Linked DNA regions of Homo sapiens: region 2 is linked to region 1. A link is a loop called in an ENCODE intact Hi-C map of the cell type or tissue named here. Cell type or tissue: breast epithelium. All regions are shown on one strand. Each heading gives the region's core, and the rest is flanking DNA. Links, peaks and the distances in the headings are about the cores only.

The links. A loop is a pair of places that touch in the nucleus more often than their neighbours do. Peaks named below come from ENCODE experiments on the same cell type or tissue, not always from the same donor. Only the 100,000 strongest peaks of a DNase experiment are listed, where the experiment ranks them.
Region 2: it touches region 1 in a loop (33-fold over the local background); 2 of 110 quality-filtered maps call a loop at or near these places.

The regions. Positions count from the first base shown.
Region 1 is chr19:10,873,398-10,882,864 of GRCh38, reverse strand. The region is part of intron 1 of CARM1 (coactivator associated arginine methyltransferase 1); the gene reads right to left. Among named protein-coding and RNA genes, the nearest start is that of CARM1, 6.6 kb to the right of the region's middle. RefSeq lists enhancers at 509-1,350, 1,351-2,193, 3,035-3,877, 5,685-5,914, 6,095-6,244 and 4 more. In breast epithelium, for the core only: no CTCF peak of the experiment used is centred there; no DNase peak of the experiment used is centred there; H3K27ac peaks cover 1,475 bases.
Region 2 is chr19:11,180,429-11,188,428 of GRCh38, reverse strand. The region is part of intron 4 of KANK2 (KN motif and ankyrin repeat domains 2); the gene reads left to right. Among named protein-coding and RNA genes, the nearest start is that of KANK2, 13 kb to the left of the region's middle. In breast epithelium, for the core only: no CTCF peak of the experiment used is centred there; no DNase peak of the experiment used is centred there; H3K27ac peaks cover 1,913 bases.

The DNA.
Region 1 (9,467 bases), core at 594-8,593:
TCTCTCTGCTCCCCAAGACTGAGGTCGGGCACGGTGGCTCATGTCTGCAATCCCAGCACTTTGGGAGACCAAGGCGGGCAGATCCACTTGAGGTTAGGAGTTCGAGGCCAGCCTGGCTAACATGGTGAAACCCCGTCTCTACTAAAAACACAAAAATTAGCCGGGCATGGTGTCACATGCCTATAGTCCCAGAGACTCAGGAGGCTGAGGCACAAGAATCACTTGAACCTGGGAGGCGGAGGTTGCAATGAGCAGAAATCGCTCCACTGTATTCCAGCCTGGGCGACAGAGTGAGACCCTGTCTCAAAAAAAAAAAAAAAAAAAAAAAAAGACAGAGTGCACTGGAGATTGGGGGGCTGTGTCCGACTTGGGCAGGGCTCTGTATACAGTCCAGCCACAGATGTCTACTCTGGCCAAGGCCACTTTCCACCAGGGAAGCCACTCACCGAATCCTCCCACCAATAAGGAAGCTGAGATTCGGGGACACTGAGGCATTTGCCCATGATCGCCCCGCCAGGAAAGCACAGCGGGCCACAGCATGGCTGGAGCCCAGCCTCCATCACAGGCGTCCCTTGCCTCCCCATCCCCCCCACTGCATGCCCTTGGCCATGCCAGGCCCACAAGTTCATTCCCAGAGGAGGTCTTCCCTCCTGCAGTGCCAGACGCTATTTTAAGCACTTTACTTCTATCAGCTCGCCACTCACAACAACCCTCTAGGGTAGACGATGTCAAGATCCACAACTGACAGCCAAGGAAACTGAGGCACAAAGTGGTCACCGGGATGCTAAGGAGTGGATCAGGACTTGCCAGCTGGCCCCTGCTAGAGCTCTTACCACAAGCACGACTCTGCCCTCAGCCTCCCTCTAAGCAGAGCCCCTCCCCCAGCATCCTGGAGCCCCTCAGCTTGTTTTAAGTGATTGCTGATTTAGCGCTCCTCAGACAATGTCCCCAGGCCTGCAAATGTGGGACCTTGTGTTTATCTCGGGTGTCACCACATCCCTGGGCTCCTAAAACAGTAACTGGTGCACAGCAGACGCTTGGTGAATTTCTGCTGACCATTTCAAGCTGGCTGGATGGGAGCTACCGCACTATGGAGACGGCGAGTCCACTTTCGCTGCCTGTTTCTGGCTGAATGAATGAAAGAGTGGGTCTCAGTGGGCTGGGAAAGGTCACCGTCCCCCCTGCTCTCTCTGCAGCTCCACTGTCACCTCCCCCAAGACCTGCCATCTGGCTGGCCCCTCCCCCACCCCAGCCCTCCAGGGGACTGCTCTCTGAGGTCACCTGTGACCTCCTGCTCAGAAATCCAGTGACCGCCCCTTGGCTCTCACTCTGACCTCTCACGGCATCTGACCTTGCTGCCCTCTCCTTCCTGCCCTTTCAAAGCTTCTCGCCTGTCCCTGGAGAGATGTCCTGGCCCTGCGCAGAGAGCCCCCAATCCCTTACCAGCCAGGGCAGACTCCACTCCCCAATCAGGTGCTGTCCTCCAGGAACTGGTACCCTTTTTCAGTCACAGATCCTTCTGAGAAGCTGACCGAAATCAGGGGAGGTTCTGCACAGAAAAATGTGCAGAGAATCCACAGCTACACCACGGCCAATTTATGGAGCACTTACTTCGGGCCAGGCACACAGGGCAAAGCTTTTCTTTTCTTTCTTCCTTTTCATATATCACAAGTCATCAAGCAAGAAGCATTTTTTTTTAGAGACAAGGTCTTGCCCTGTTTCCCGGGATGGAGTGCAGTGGTACGATTATGGCTCAATGTAGCCTCAAGCTTCTGGGCTCAAGCAATCCTCCCGCCTCAGCCTCTGGAATAGCTGGGACTAGAGGCATGTGCCACCATGCCGGCTAATTTTTTTAAATTATTTTTTAAGAGATACAGTTTCACTGTGTTTCCCGGGCTGGTTGTAAATTCCTGGACTCAAACCGCCCTGCTGCCTCGGCCTCCCAAAACCTGGGATTACAGGCATGAGCCTCTGTGCCCAACTGGGGTGAAGTATTTTACATGTGTTTCCTCCCCTCCACGAAAACCTCCAGGGAGGTGCCACTGTCACCCCCTTTCAGGGAGGGAAAGTGAAGCTCAGAGGCTCATCCACAGTCACAGCTACCGATTCTTGTCCTTTTACCCCTTTGCAAAACTGTGTCCAATTGTGAGGGGCTCATGGGACCGCCCCCAGGGGCCATCCACAGACCAGATTAAGAACCCGAGCTCTGGAGCCGTGGCTGCCATGACTCACACCTGTAATCCCAGCACTTTGGGGGCCAAGGTAGGAGAATCGCTTGAGCCCAGGAGTTCCACATCCGCCTGAGCAACATAGTGAGACCCTGTCTCTACAAAAAAAAAAAAAAAAAAAAATTAGCCAGGCATGGTGATGTGCGCCTGTGGTCCCAGCCTGTAGAGAGGCTGAGGGAGGGAGAATCCCTTGAGCCTGGGTGTTCAAGGCTGCAATGAGCTATGATCGTGTCACTGCACTCCAGCCTGGGTGACACAGCAAGACCCTGTCTCAAAAAAAGAAGAAAAAAAAATCCTAGCTCTGAGCTGATGGAACTGATGGAAACCCCTCCCAGCCTCAACTCGCCACCTCAAGCAGCCAGGTGTGGCCCAGGTGGGCCCCTCCATCCTGCCCTCGCTTAAGTGGCTGCTTCCCTGGATGTCTTTGCAAACTCACCACCTCCCAGGTTCTCCAGCAGACCTTAGAAGCAGCAGGTTTCCGCAGAAAGGAGACACACCTGCCACAGAGGTCTTCCTGAGCCTCTCCACCTGCTAAATCCAACCTGGTCTGAGGTGTGTGAGGCTTGGCATCTCAAAGTCATTAGCAAGTTCACACCACACTCCAGCTTCTGTTGAAAGGCCTTGCCCACCCATCTCATCCAGACCCCCTACACAGAGGGCCAGTGCTTGGTGACCAGGAGCTGCTCACAGCACTGGACACCTTCCATTAAGATTTCACCTGAGGCTGGGTGCGGTGACTCATGCCGGTAATCCTAGGACTTTGGGAGGCCAAGGCAGATGGATCACTTGAGGTCAGGAGTTCAAGACCAGCCTGGCCAAAAGGGTGAGACCCCCGTATCTACTAAAAATACAAAAATTATCTGGGTGTGGTTGCACGCACTTATAATCCTAGCTACTTGGGAGTCTGATGCAGGAGAATGACTTGAACCTGGGAGGCTAGAGGTTGCAGTGAGATGACATTGAGCCACTGTGCTCCAGCCTGGGTGACAGGGCGAGAATTCATCTCCAAAAAAACCAAAAAAATCCTCGATTCCAACCCAGCCCTGTTTCCACTTTTAGCCCCTCCACTCCTCACAGGGGACCCTGTGCTCCAAGCCAGGTGGCTGTCTCCAGCCCTGGCCCACTGGAGCACCTCTCCATAACCCAGAAACGTCCTTCCCAACATTCTGGCCAGGTCCAGATCCTACCCACTGTGGCCAAGGTGACTCCCTGTATGTTCTCTCTTTGTCCATGGAAACTGGAACCCTAAATTCAGCTGAGCACATGGCCGCTCAGATTGAAAACTACATTTCCCAGCATCCCTTGCAGCTGGCAGTGATCATGTGACTACATTCTAGCCAACAAAATGAAAGCTGAAGCACCTTGCATCAGCTACCGGGAACCTTTCTTAACAAACACCTGGATGTGACCTTTGCACCCTTTCTCCTTTGTCCCTTCCTCTGTCCTGCTGTCTGGAAGCCAGGGTGTAATGGCGGGACTCCAGCAGTCATGCTGAAACCTGAGGACAAGACCTCACCTTAAGAATGGTGGAGGATCAGCCTGGGGCAGTGGCCTGTAATCCCAGCACTTTGGGAGGCCGAGGCGGGTGGATCACCTGAGGTCAGGAGTTTGAGAACAGCCTGGCCAACGTGGCGATACCCCGTCTCTACTAAAAATACAAAAATTAGCCAGCCGTGGTGGCACACGCCTGTAGTCCCAGATACTTGGGAGGCTGAGGCAGGAGAATCGCTTGAACCCGGGAGGCAGAGGATGCAGTGAGCTGAGATCACACCACTGCACTGCAGCCCCTGGGCAACAGAGCGAGACACCATCTCAAAAAAAAAAAAAAAGCCGGGGGGAGGACCTGGATCTGGGAACTTCCAAGAGCCCAGGAGACTTTGGCACCTGACAATCTTCACACTTTAGCATTAGAGCACAAAAAATAAAATGCCATCGTGTTTAATTAAGCCTCTGCTACTTTGGGTCTTTGTGATGAACAGATAAATGTCACTGAACCACTTATATATGCATTTAAGGTGGGCATCCAGTCACCCAGAATGCCAAAGCCATCTCTGCTGCCTGCCAACCACATCACTTTGGCCAGTCAAGTTCTTTCATTTCTGTTTTTCCACCAGTAAATTGGGGTTGGTATCTCTGACCTCACAGAACTCTTTTCAGAGTAAGTGGTAACATACAGTAAGCGCCACAATTGGCACAAGGGGCTCACACAATTCAGAAGTATGCTCTATTCGGCCTGAGGATTTTTTGGTTTCTCTTTTGGCTGGGGCCAAACTCCCCACAGACCCCAACTCCTGCCTGCCTCATTCATTTATCCCAGGGGTCTACAAGCTTCCCCTGCCTCGGGCCAGTGAGTAAATATTTCAGGTTTTGCAGGACACTGTGGTCTCAACTGATTATTGTTGTTTGTGGATTGGGTTTTAGTTTTTTTCCCTAATCAATCTCTCAAAAACTGTAAAAGCCTTTCTTAGCTTTGTCTGTACAAAAATAGGCCACACCGGGCCCAGCGGTTCGTGACTATAATCCCAGCTACTTCTGAGGCTCAGGCAGGAGGAGGATGGTTTGAGGCCAGGGGTTTGGGGCCAGCCTGGGAAACACAGCAAGACTCTGTCTCTAAAAAAATTGCTTAAATTAGCCAAGGGTGGTGACATGTGCTTGTAGTCCCAGCTACTTGGGAGGATGAGGCCAGAGGATCACTTGAGCCCAGGAGTTAGAGGCTGCAGTGAGCTACTAAAATACAAAAAATTAGCTGGGCATGGCGGCATGTGCCTGTAATCCCAGCTACTCGGGAGGCTGAGACAGGAGAATCGCTTGAACCTGGGAGGCAGAGGTTGCAGTGAGCCGAGATTGCGCCACTGCATTCCAGCCTGGGCAACAGAGCGAGATTCCATCTCAAAATAAATAAATAATAAAACACAGGCTGGGTGCGGTGGCTCGCACCTGTAATCCCAGCATTTTGGGAGGCTGAGGCAGGCAGATTATTTGAGGTCAGGAGTTCGAGGCCAGCCTGGCCAAGATGGTGAAACCCTGTCTCTACTAAAAATACAAAAATTAGCCAGGGTGGTGGCACAGGCCTGTAATCCCAGCTACTCAGGAGGGTGAGGCATGAGAATCACTTGAACCTGGGAGGTGGAGGTTACAGTGAGCCAAGACCATGCCATTGCACTCCAGCCTGGGCAACACAGTGAGACTCTGTCTCACTAATAAAATACAAACACAGATAAAAATAGGCCACAGGCTCAATGTGGCCCATAGGCCTAATTTATATCACTGCCCTTTCCCTAGCTGCCCCCAAGGTCAAGCATTTTGAGTCAACACAAGTTTATGCACAGTCTGGTACGGGATAAATGCTCAATAAATGACGGTATCCATTAGCCACACGCAGGCACCGCTGAAACACAAATGCCTTTCTGGGGTTACTAACTTTCCCTGTTGTCACTCCAGCTTGACACCGAGATGTCCTAAAGATGGGGCACATAACAAGCTCTTCTATACCCCTGCCCCAGCTGTCAGGGGGATCCCAGGAGTGTAACCAAAGGAAGTCACAAGGGCCCCTGGTTCGGTGACAGCAGGCCATTCTTCACCTTCTTTGGACAAAGGGTTTTTCTCTGAACTTTCCACCCCATGGCATGCCCCTCACAAACTGAAGTTTAGCCCCTGACGGAGCCCATGCTGCTGTGTAAGCTTCTGAGCCAAGGGGATGGGAGAGTCTAAAGCACTGGCCACACTGACTCGTGCTGACCAAGAAAGAAAAGTGACACAGTCATTTCCAGAAAGAGCGCCACAGGGCTGGGGAAGTGAGAGTTTGTTCTGTTCTCTTTCCCGGCACCCCTCCCTGAGAAACTGCCTCCTTTCCAAGGGAGGGCAGCCTATGCCCAGGAACTCCAGAGGCCATGCCAAAGCTTCCTCAAGCCCAGGAAGCCCACGCCAAAGGGCCTCCCCCTCTGCACAGGGAAAATGGCCTGGTGTTGGTAGTTGCCATTTGGCCAATCTCATGGACGTAGGCCAGGGTGACTTCAGATGGCAAGAAGTAACTGTTCACTACAGAGTGACAGAGACAGGCCCTTCTGCAGCTGTCATCCTTCCCCTGGAGGGTGCAGACGTCAAGGAACAGGGCTGGAAGTCCTCCCCACGTGCCTCTCCTGGGCCTCCTATGTTAGGTACAGATCATGGCCCAGGACTCCCTCCCATGGCCGGTGAGCCAAGACAGCGGGGCAGCCCTGGAGCATAGGGGGCTCCTCCTAGAAAAGCTAGCTCATTCCCATGCCACACCAACGAACACTGCTGTCAGTAACATGGACATAAATATTTATTGGCCGGGCGCAGTGGCTCACGTCTGTAATCCTAGCACTTTGGGAGGCCAAGGCAGGAGGACTGCTTGAGCCCAGGAGTTCAAGACCAGCCTGGGCAAAATAGTGAGACCGCATCGCTAGAAGAAACTTAAAAATTAGCCATATGTGAGGCTGGTGGCGGTGGCTCACACCTGTAATCCCAGCACTTTAGGAGGCCAAGGTGGGCGGATCACCTGAGGTCAGGAGTTCGAGACCAGCCTGACCAACACGGAGAAACCCCATCTCTACTAAAAATACAAAAAAAATTAACCGGGCATGGTGGCACATGCCTCTAATCCCTGTAATCCCAGGACTTTGGGAGGCCAAAGCAGGCGAATCGCTCGAACCCGGGAGGCAGAGGTTGCAGTGAGCCGAGATCACGCCATTGCACTCCAGCCTGGGCAAAATTCCATCTCAAAAAAAAAAAAAAGACAGACATCCAAGTTGTAACCCCTGGAATCTGTGAAGGTGACCTTATTAGGAAATAGGGTCTTTGCAGATAAGGATCTTGAGATGAGATCATCCTAGATATAAAGTGGGCCCTAAATCCAATGCCCAGTGTCCTTATAAGAAAAGAACAGCTGGGGCCGGGCACGGTGGCTCAAGCCTGTAATCCCAGCACTTTGGGAGGCCAAGGTGGGCAGATCACGAGGTCAGGAGATGGAGACCATCCTGGCTAACACGGTGAAACCCCGTCTCTACTAAAAATACAAAGAATTAGCCGGGCGTGGTGGCGGGCGCCTGTAGTCCCAGCTACCCGGGAGGCTGAGGCAGGAGAATGGCCTGAACCCAGGAGGCAGAGCTTGCAGTAAGCGGAGATCGCGCAATTGCACTTCAGCCTGGGTGACAGAGCCAGACTCCGTCTCAAAAAAAAAAAGAAAAGAAAAGAACAGCTGAGGTGGGAGGATCACTTGAGCCTAGGAGTTCGAGACCAGCCTATAACACGGCGAGACTCCATCTCACTTTAAAAAAAAAAGGAAAAAAGAGGACACAAGACACAGGAGTGAAGACAGACGCAGGGACTTGGGTTTCGCTGCTGCAAATCAAGCAACAGCTGGATCCACTGCAATCTGGAAGATGCAAGGATTTTCCTGTAGAACCTCTCCAGGGATTGTGGCCCTGCCAGTACCATGATTTCAGACTTCTGACCATGAACTGAGAGAGAATCCATTCCTGTTGTCTTAAACCAAAAATCTGTCATAATTTGTTATTGCAGCCATGGGAAATTAATACACCCAGCACTGATCACCTCCAACTCCAGAACCCATGCTTTTTTTTTTTTTTTCAGACAGGGTCTTGCTCTGTCACCCAGGCTGACATGCAGTGGTGCAATCTCAGCTCACTGTAACCTCTGCTTCCCTGGTTCAAGCGATCCTCCCACCTCATCCTCCGGAGTAGCTGGGACTACAGTCGCAGGTACCACCACACCTGGCTAATTTTTGCATTTTTAGCAGAGACGAGATTTTGCCATGTTGGCCAAGCTGGTCTCAACCTCCTGACCTCAAGTGATTCGCCTGCCTCAACCTCTCAAAGTGCTGGGATTACAGGTGTGAGCCACCACGCCTGGCCAAGAACCCATGTTTTTTATCTCCATATCAATGTTACTTAAGGATAAAGAGGGCGGTGCGGTGGCTCATGCCTGTAATTCCAGGACTGTGGGAGGCCAAGGAGGGAGGATCACTTGAGCCCAGGAGTTTGAGACCAGCCTGGCCAACACAGTGAAAACCCTTTCTCTACAAAAAATATGAAAGATTAGCTGGGTGTGGCACATGCCTGTGGTCCCAGCTACTAGGGAGGCTGAGGTATGAGGATCACTTTAGCCATGGAAGGCTGCAGTGAGCTGAGACTGAGACTGTACCACTGCACTCCAGTCTGAGCAACAGAGTGAGGCCCTGTCTGAAAAAATAAAAAATAAAAATAAAAAAAATAAAAAAGAAAGAAAAAAAACAAAAAAGTGTAAAAAAAAATTATTTCAGAACCCTAAGGATATATCATCTGGGAATCTGGGACTGAGGCTCTCTGAGGAATGTGGACTTTCTCCTTTTTATGAATGTTTCCGGTCAGGTGGGGTGGCTCACACCTGTAATCCCAGCATTCTGGGAGGCAGGAAGATCACTTGAGCTCAGAAGTTGGAGACCAGCCTGGGCAACACAGTGACATAGTGAAACCTTGTCTCTAATAATAAAAAATGTTTCAGTTACCAATTACCTCTCAAAGAGAAGTGCTGTCTTAATAACAAGTAATACTTTCAAGAGTATCAACAAAACAAAAACAAAAACACAAATACAAACACAAAATGTTACTCCAGGAATAAGATGGTAGGAACATCTCACTATGTTGCCAATACATCTATAAGACTAAAATTGTTCTGGCCGGGCGGGGTGGCTCATGCCTGTAATCCCAGCACTTTGGGAGGCCAAGGCGGGTGGATCACGAGGTCAGGAGATCAAGACCATCCTGGCTAACATGGTGAAACCCCGTCTCTACTAAAAACACAAAAAATTAGCCGGGCATGGCGGCAGGCGCCTGTAGTCCCAGCTACTCGGGAGGCTGAGGCAGGAGAATGGCGTGAACCCAGGTGGCAGAGCTTGCAGTGAGCCGAGATTGAGCCACTGCACTTCAGCCTGGGGGACCGAGCAAGACTCTGTCTCAAAAAAAAAAAAAAAAAAAAAAAAAAAAAAAAACTAAACTAAAATTGTTCTAAAAAAAATTTTTTTTTTGAGATGGAGTCTCACTCTGTCTCCCCGGCTGGAGTGCAATGGCACGATCTCAGCTCATTGCAACCTCTGCCTCCCAGGTTCAAGTGATTCTCCTGCCTCTGCCTCCCGAGTAGCTGGGACAGGCACATGTCACCACACCCCGCTGTTTTGTATTTTTAGTAGAGACGGGGTTTCACCATGTTGGCCAGGCT
Region 2 (8,000 bases), core at 1-8,000, 310 kb before region 1:
GCTCGAGACCAGCTTGGGCAACATGGCAAAAACCCCTACTAAAAATACAAAAATTAGCCAGGTGTGGTGGCACACACCTGTAATCCCAGCTACTTGGGAAGCTGAGACAGGAGAATCGCTTGAACCGGGGAGGCGGAAATTGCAGTGAGCTGAGCTCGCATTGCTGCACTCCAGCCTGGGCGACAGAGTGAGAGTGAGACTCCGTCTCAAAAAAAAAAAAAATTATTTTGGCCTTCAGGAGTCCAAAACTGAGTTCATCTCATTCCTCAGCTCCTGACAACCATCCACGTTAGCCTGTGCAGACCACTTCTCTTGTATTACTTATTATTTTTTCACCTTCAGCCTCCACCTTCAACCTTCAATGCTAAGGGTCAGTAAATATTTTCACTTTTGCAGGTCATACGGTCTCTATTGCATTGATTCAACTCTGCCTCAGTTCTTTTTTCCTCCCCACTTTATTTTTATTCCTTTCATCCTTTTTATTGAGATGAGGTCTCACTATGTTGCCAGATGAGGTCTCACTATGTTGCCCAGGCTGGTTTCGAACTCGGGGACTGAAGTGATCCTTCCACGTCGGCCTCCTAAATAGCTGGGATTGCAGGCGTGTGCCACCGTGCCCAGCTTTTTCTGATTTTATTGACGTATACTTAATATGCAAAAAAATGCACATATTTAATGTATACCTTTTTGAATTTGGTGCTTCAGGGCCTTCATTTTGCAGTTGCAAAAGCAGCCGTAGACAATATGGAAATGAACGAACGTGGCTGCGTTCCAATAAAACTTTATTTGCAGGACCCTGAAATTTCTATTTCACATACTTTTCATGAGTCCCAAATTAAATTCTTCTTTCCCATCCATTTAAAAATGTAAAAACAGCACCCACAGACTGAAGCTCACCACCCTCCGCTCTCCACCGTCAGTGCCACCCCCACCCCATCTAATCCCATTCCTTACAAACCACCTTCCAGAAACTTATTTAGACATTTGAGTGTCCTTGAAAAATATGCCTTGTGCGTGTTTCATTTCCTTAAATGGTGTTGTGCTTCAGAAAAAAATCTCTTTCTGTTTCTTATTTTTTCCTCTCCTTACACTATTTTTGAACTCTCCACACTGAGGTTTGTAAATCTGATTTATCACTTTTTATTTTCTTTTTTTTCTTCCTTTTTTCTTTTGAGATGGAATCTCGCTCTGTTGCCCAGGGTGGAGTGCAGTGGCGTGATCTCAGCTCACTGTAACCTCTGCCTCCCGGGTTCAAGCAATTCTCCTGCCTCAGCCTCCCAAGTAGCTGGGATTACAGATGCCCTGCTACCACGCCTGGCTAATTTTTGTATTTTTAGTAGAGACGGGGTTTCACCACGTTGGCCAGGCTGGTCTCGAACTCCTGACCTCATGATCTGTCCGCCTTGGCCTCCCAAAGTTCTGGGATTACAGGTGTGAGCCACCCCACCCACCTACCCTCTTCTCTAATCCCTTCACAGTAGGTATCTGGTTACTTCTAATTTCCGGCCACCACGAACAATGCTGGAGTCATCTTCACACGACCCCTTCTGTGGGACTGCCCATTCCTAGAGGATTTGCAACTTCACTCCAAGTCCTGTCTGATCCTTTCCAAAAAAGGCTGTCCCTATCCGCACTCCTAACACCGTGCTCCGGTTCAAGTTGTCCATTTTCTCATATCCTCACCAACATATGGCTTTATCTGTCTTTCTAATTTTTCTTCTTTTTTTTTGAGACAGAGTTTCACTCCTGTTGCCCAGGCTGGAGTGCAGTGGTGTGATCTTGGCTCACCGCAACCTCCACCTCCCGGGTTCAAGCGATTCTCCTGCCTCAGCCTCCCGAGTAGCTGAGATTACAGGCATGCGCCCCACCACGCCTGACTAATTTTGTAGTTTTAGCAGAGACGGGGTTTCTCCATGTTGGTCAGGCTCGTCTCCAACTCCTGACCTCAGTTGATCTGCCCGCCTTGGCCTCCCAAAGTGCTGGAATTAACAGGCGTGAGCCACCGCGCCTGGCCTCTTCTTTCTTTCTTTTTTTATTTGTTGAGACAGAGTCTTGCTCTGTTTCTCAGGCTGGAGTGCGGTGGCGCGATCTTGGCTCACTGCAACCTCCGCCTCCCAGGTTCAAGCGATTCTTGTGCCTCAGCATCTCTAGTAGCTGGGATTACAGGCACCCGCCACCACACCTGGCTGATTTTTGTATTTTTAGTAGAGACGGGGTTTCACCATGTTGGCCAGGCTGGTCTCAAACTCTCATCCTTAGGTGATCCACCCGCCTTGGCCTCCCAAAGTGCTGGGATTGCAGGTGTGAGCTACCACGCCCGGCCCTGTCTTTCTAATTTTTTTTATCCATCTGACAGCTGCTACATAATGGTATCTCCTCATTGTTTTGTTTGTTTTTTGAGACAGGGTCTCATTGTGTCACCCAGGCTGGAGTGCAGTGGCACAGTCACAGTTCACTGCAGCCTAAACCTCTCGGGCTCAAGTGATCCCTCCACCTCAGCCTCCTGAGTAGCTAGGACTAAAGGCAAGTGCCATCCCATTCAGGTAATTTTTTGTAGAGATGGGGTCTTGCTCTGTTGTTCAGGTTGGTCTCGAACTCCAGGGCTGAAGTGATCCACCTCAGCCTCCCAAAGCCCTGGGATTATAAATGCGAGCCTCGGAATTCAGCCCTCCTTATTGTTTTCATTGGCATAGCTCTGATAGGCAGTGAGAGATAGGGCTTCTCTGTGTATGCCTAATAAGGTTCCTCTGTAAGTCAATTACTTGTAGCCTTTCTCCATTTTTTCTCTGAGCAGTTTTTAGAAGTTGCTGGTATCTTCCAGAGTCAAAACTGGCAAACTACGGCCTGTGGGCCAGATACAGCCTGAAACCTGTTTTTCTACAACCCACAGCTAAGAATGATTTTTACGTTTTTTTTTAATGGTTGAATGATTTTAAAAATATATTTTGGGCCAAGTACAGTGGCTCACACCTGCAATCCCAGCACTTTGGGAGGCCAAGGCAGAAGGATCACTTGAGGCCAGGAGTTTGAGACCAGCCTGGGCAATATAGTGACACCCCATCTCTACTAATTAAAAATTAGTTTGGCATGGTGGCGTGCAGCTGTAGTCCCAGCTACTTGGGAGGCTGAGGCAGGAGGATTCCTTGAGCCCAGGAATTTTGTTGTTGTTGTTGTGGAGATGGGGTTCCACCATGTTGCCCAGGCTGGTCTCAAACTCCTGGGCTCAAGCGATCCACCCACCTCGGCCCCCCAAAGTGCTGGGATTACAGGCGTGAGCCACCATGCCCGGCAAGCCCAGGATTTTGAGGCTGCAGCAAGCTATGATTGGACTCCAGCCTGGGCAACAGAAGTTGCCTGAAGTAGACTGGGCGTGGTGGCTCAACTGAGGTCAGGAGGTCGAGACCACCCTGGCCAACATGGTGAAACCCATCTCTACAACAATACAAAAATTAGCCGAGCATGATGGCGGGTGCCTGTAATCCCAGCTACTCGGGAGGCTGAGGCAGGAGAATCACTTGACCTCGCGAGGCAGAGGTTGCTAGTGAGCTGAGATCACGCCATTGCCCTCCAGCCTGGGCAACAAGAGCGAGACTTCATCTCAAAAAAAAAAAAGAAAAAAAAGAAGTTCCCTGAAGTCACTGCCTGCTTCTCTGTTGGGGCAGAATGGGATTTAGGCGCTGCTCTAGTTTATTTATTGATTTTTTTTTTTCACATTAAAAAAAAAGTAGAGTCTTGCCCTGTCTCAAAAAAAATATTTCTTGACATGACAAGATTATGTGAAATTCAAACTTATTGGATACAGCCACGCGGAATCACTTACATACTGTCTGTGACTGGTTTTGTGTTAGAACTATGCCACAGTTGAGCAGTTGCAACCGAGTCCTTATGTGTGACGTAACCAAAAATGTTTGCTATCTAGCCCTTCCCAGGTTTGTTGACCCTGTTCTAGAAGATTATCCCTTGCCAATTTTTGCCTGTGCCAAACTCCGGCACTCCCCCACCGCACCCATGAGGATCTCAGAGGTCTTCATTTTTGTTTTTGTTTTTGTTTTTGAGACAGAGTTTCGCTCTGTCATCCAGGCTGGAGTGCAGTGGCACGATCTCGGCTCACTGCAACCTCTGCCTCCCAGGTTCAAGCAATTCTCCTGCCTCATCCTCCCGAGTAGCTGGGATTACAGGTGCCTGCCAGCATACTCTGCTAATTTTTGTATTATCAGTAGAGACTGGGTTTCACCATGTTGGCCAGGCTGATCTCGAACTCCTGACTCAAGTGATCCGCCCACCTTGGCCTCCCAAAGTGTTGGGATTACAGGCATGAGCCACCATGCCTGGCCAGAAGTCTTCATTTTGAATATAGGTAAAACCATTATATTTTGCATATGTGGATTGTGCTTGGAAGAATTTTTAAAAGAATCTTAACTGGGCACATTGACTCACACCTGTAATCTCAACACTTTGGTGGGAAAATTGCTTTGAGCCCAGGAGTTCCAGGCCAGCCTAGGTAACATAGTAAGACCCCCATCTCTACAAAAAATACAAAAATTGGCCAGGAGTTCAAGACCAGCCTTGCCAACATAGTGAAACCCCATCTCTACTAAAAATACAAAAAAATTAGCTGGGCATGGTAGCGGGCACTTGTAATCCCAGCTACTCGGGAGGCTGAGGCAGGAGAATCACTTGAATCAGGGAGGCGAAAGTTGCAGTGAGCTGAGATGGCTCCACTCCACTTCAGCCTGGGGTGACAATGCGAGACTCTCTCAAAAAAAAAAAAAATTAGCTGGGCATGGTGGTGCATGCCTGTAGTCCCAGCTACTCGGGAGGCTGAAGTGGGAGGATCACTTGAGCCGAGGAGTTCGAAGCTGGAATGAGCTGTGATCACGCCACTGCGCTCCAGCCTGGACAACAGAGTGAGACTGTGTCACTGGATGAATGAATGAATGAATGAATCTTTCCCTTTCCTGAGTCCCTGATAGTCTGCTACATTATCTCCCTTTAGCTTTGTAGTTGTACCTTCATCTTAATTCTTCACAGTTTCTTTCTTGTGTATGCTATGAGATAGAGATCCAGCTTGGCTCTTCTCATGTAAAGTAAGCTGCTTCTCCTAAAACCACACCACAGAATCCACCGTCTCCCACTGGCTTGGGGAAACCCCCTCTGTCTTACCCTCAGTGCCCAGAGATTGGAGCCTGTCTTCTCTGTCCCATTGGTCCATTTATTAATGCAAAAATGCCCTGCTGTTCTCATGGTTGTAGCTTTGAAATATGTTTTACTCTCTCACAGACCAACTACTCCATCTGTGCTCTTGTTTTGTAGAATTGTCTTAGCTTATCAATGGACTTTAGTTCTTTTGTGTAAATTTTAGTGTCAGTTGGCCCCATTCCCCAGTGGGATAACAATAATAAGTATCATCAATTTTATTATTACTTCTTGTTATGCTAGCATTCCAAGTCTAACCTTCAATTCCTTAGACTGGAAGGAGCCATCCCAGGTTTTGAAGTCACTGCCTGCTTTTCTGTTGGGGCGGAGTGGGCTTTGGTTCTGCTCTAGTTTGTTTGATTTTTTTTACTTTTTTTTTTTTTTTTTTTTTTGAGGCAGTCTGACTCTGTCACCCAGGCTGGAGTGCAGTGGCATAATATCGGCTCACTGCAAGCTCTGCCTCCTGGGTTCAAGCGATTCTCCTGCCTCAGCCTCCCAAGTACCTGGGACTACAGGCACGTGCCACCATGCCTTCCTAATTTTTTATATTTTTAGTAGAGATGGGGTTTCACCGTGTTAGCCAGGATGGTCTCGATCTCCTAACCTTGTGATTGGCCTGCCTTGGCCTCCCAAAGTCCTGGGGTTACAATCGTGAGCCACCGCGCCTGGCTTTTTTGTTTTGTTTTGTTTTTTTGTTTTTTTTTTTAAAGATAGGGTCTCACTCCGTCACCCAGGCTGGAGTGCAGCAGTGCTGTCATAGCTCAATGTAACTTCAAACTCCCGGGCTCAAGCAATCTTTTCATCTCAGCCAAGTATAGTCCCAAGTAGTTAGAACTATAGGCGCACTCCACCACACCTGGCTAACTTTTTAATTTTTTGCAGAGATAGAGTCTTGCTATGTTGCCCAGGCTGGTCTTGAACTCCTGGCCTCAAGCGATCCTCCTGCCTCAGCCTCTCAAATTTTTTCGCCATTTACAATATTGTGGTAACATAGATAGAACATAAAATTTGGCATCTGGCCGGGCGTGTTGGCTTAAGCCTGTAATCCCAGCACTTTGGGAGGCTGAGGCGGGTGGATCACTGGAGATTGGGAGTTCAAGACCAGCCTGGCCAACATGGCAAAACCCCATCTCTACTAAAAATATAAATTAGCCAGGCATGGTGGCACACACCTGTAATCCCAGCTACTCAGGAGGCTGAGGCAGGAGAATCGCTTGAACCCAGGAGGCAGAGGTTGCAGTGAGCCAAGATCGCATCACTGCACTCCAACCTGGATGACAAAGCAAGACTCCGTCTCAAAAAAAAAAAAAAAAAAATTAACCATCTTATCCATGTTTGAGTATGTAATTCAGTGGCATTAAGTACATTTGCATCATTTTTTTGTTTGTTTGTTTTTTCTTGTATTTGTTGGGGATAGGATCTCCCTATGTTGCCCAAGCTGGTCTCACACTCCTGGGCTCAAGTGATCCTCCCCCTTCAGCCTCCCAAAGTCCTGGGATTATAGGTGTGAGCCACTATGTCCAGCCCATTCACACTGTTGCGCAACTGTCACCATCATCCATCTTTAGAACTTTCTCATCTTTCCAAACTGAAACTGTCCCCATTAAACACACTTCCCATTCTCCTTCCCCCAGCCCCTGGCACCCACCATTCTATTTTCTGTCTGTTTAAATCTGATAATTCTAGGGCTGGGCGCAGTGGTTCCCACCTGTAACCCCAGCACTTTCGGAGGCGGAGGCAGATGGATCACTTGAGGTCAGGAGTTCAAGATCACCCTGGCCAACATGGTGAAACCTTGTCTCTAGTAAAAATACAAAAATTAGCCGGGCATGGTGGTTGGCTCCTGTAATCCCAACTATTCAGGAGGCTGAGGCAGGAGAATCACTTGAACCTGGGAGGCAGAGGTTGCAGTGAGCCGAGATCACGCCACTGCCCTCCAGCCTGGACGATGGAGAAAGACTGTATCAAATAATAATAATAATAATAATAATAATAAATCTTGACAACTCTAGGGAACTCCTGTGAATCAAATCATGCAATGTTTTTGTCCCTTTTGCATCTGGCTTCTTTCACTTAGCATAATATTGCTCCACCTCATTTTTTGGCTCTCCCAGAATTTTTTTTTTTTTTTTTTTTTTTTTTTTGGAGACAAGAGTCTCGCTCTATCCCCCAGGCTGGAGTGCAGTGGCATGATCTCGGCTCACTGCAACCTCCGCCTTCCGGGTTCAAGCGATTGTCCTGCCTCAGCCTCCCAAATAGATGGGATCACAAATGTCTACCACCATGCCTGGCTAATTGTTATATTTTTAGTAGAGACGGGGTTTTGCCATGTTGGCCAGGCTGGTCTCTTAATTCCTGACTTCAAGTGACCCACCCACCTCAGCCTCCCAAGGTGCTGGGATTACAAGCGTGAGCTACTGCGCCCGGCCTCTCCAGGATTTCAAGTTAGGCGCCCTGCATTTTGGGCAGAGATTGAGATTGTGAATCTGTCTCCTGGCCATGCAGTATGTTTGTTTGTTTCACGTGAATTTATTGCCAAGTTTAAAAAGAAAAATCATAGAGGGACATAGCAACTGGCGTTTGCTCTCGCTCAGTTCCCCACTCATGAGTTCAAGCCTTGGCTCTGGCATGGTTTTTATGTTTTCTGTGGTATGAGCTGGCCACACCCTGGTCTGGGGATGCTGTTGGCCATGCCGATGACCGAGTGTCTCATGCAGCCGGCCCTGTCTATGTTACTCTTTGCCTATGTCCAGCATTTGGTCACCGTTCTGTACTAAAGTTGAATATTGCCTGTGGGCCTCAGG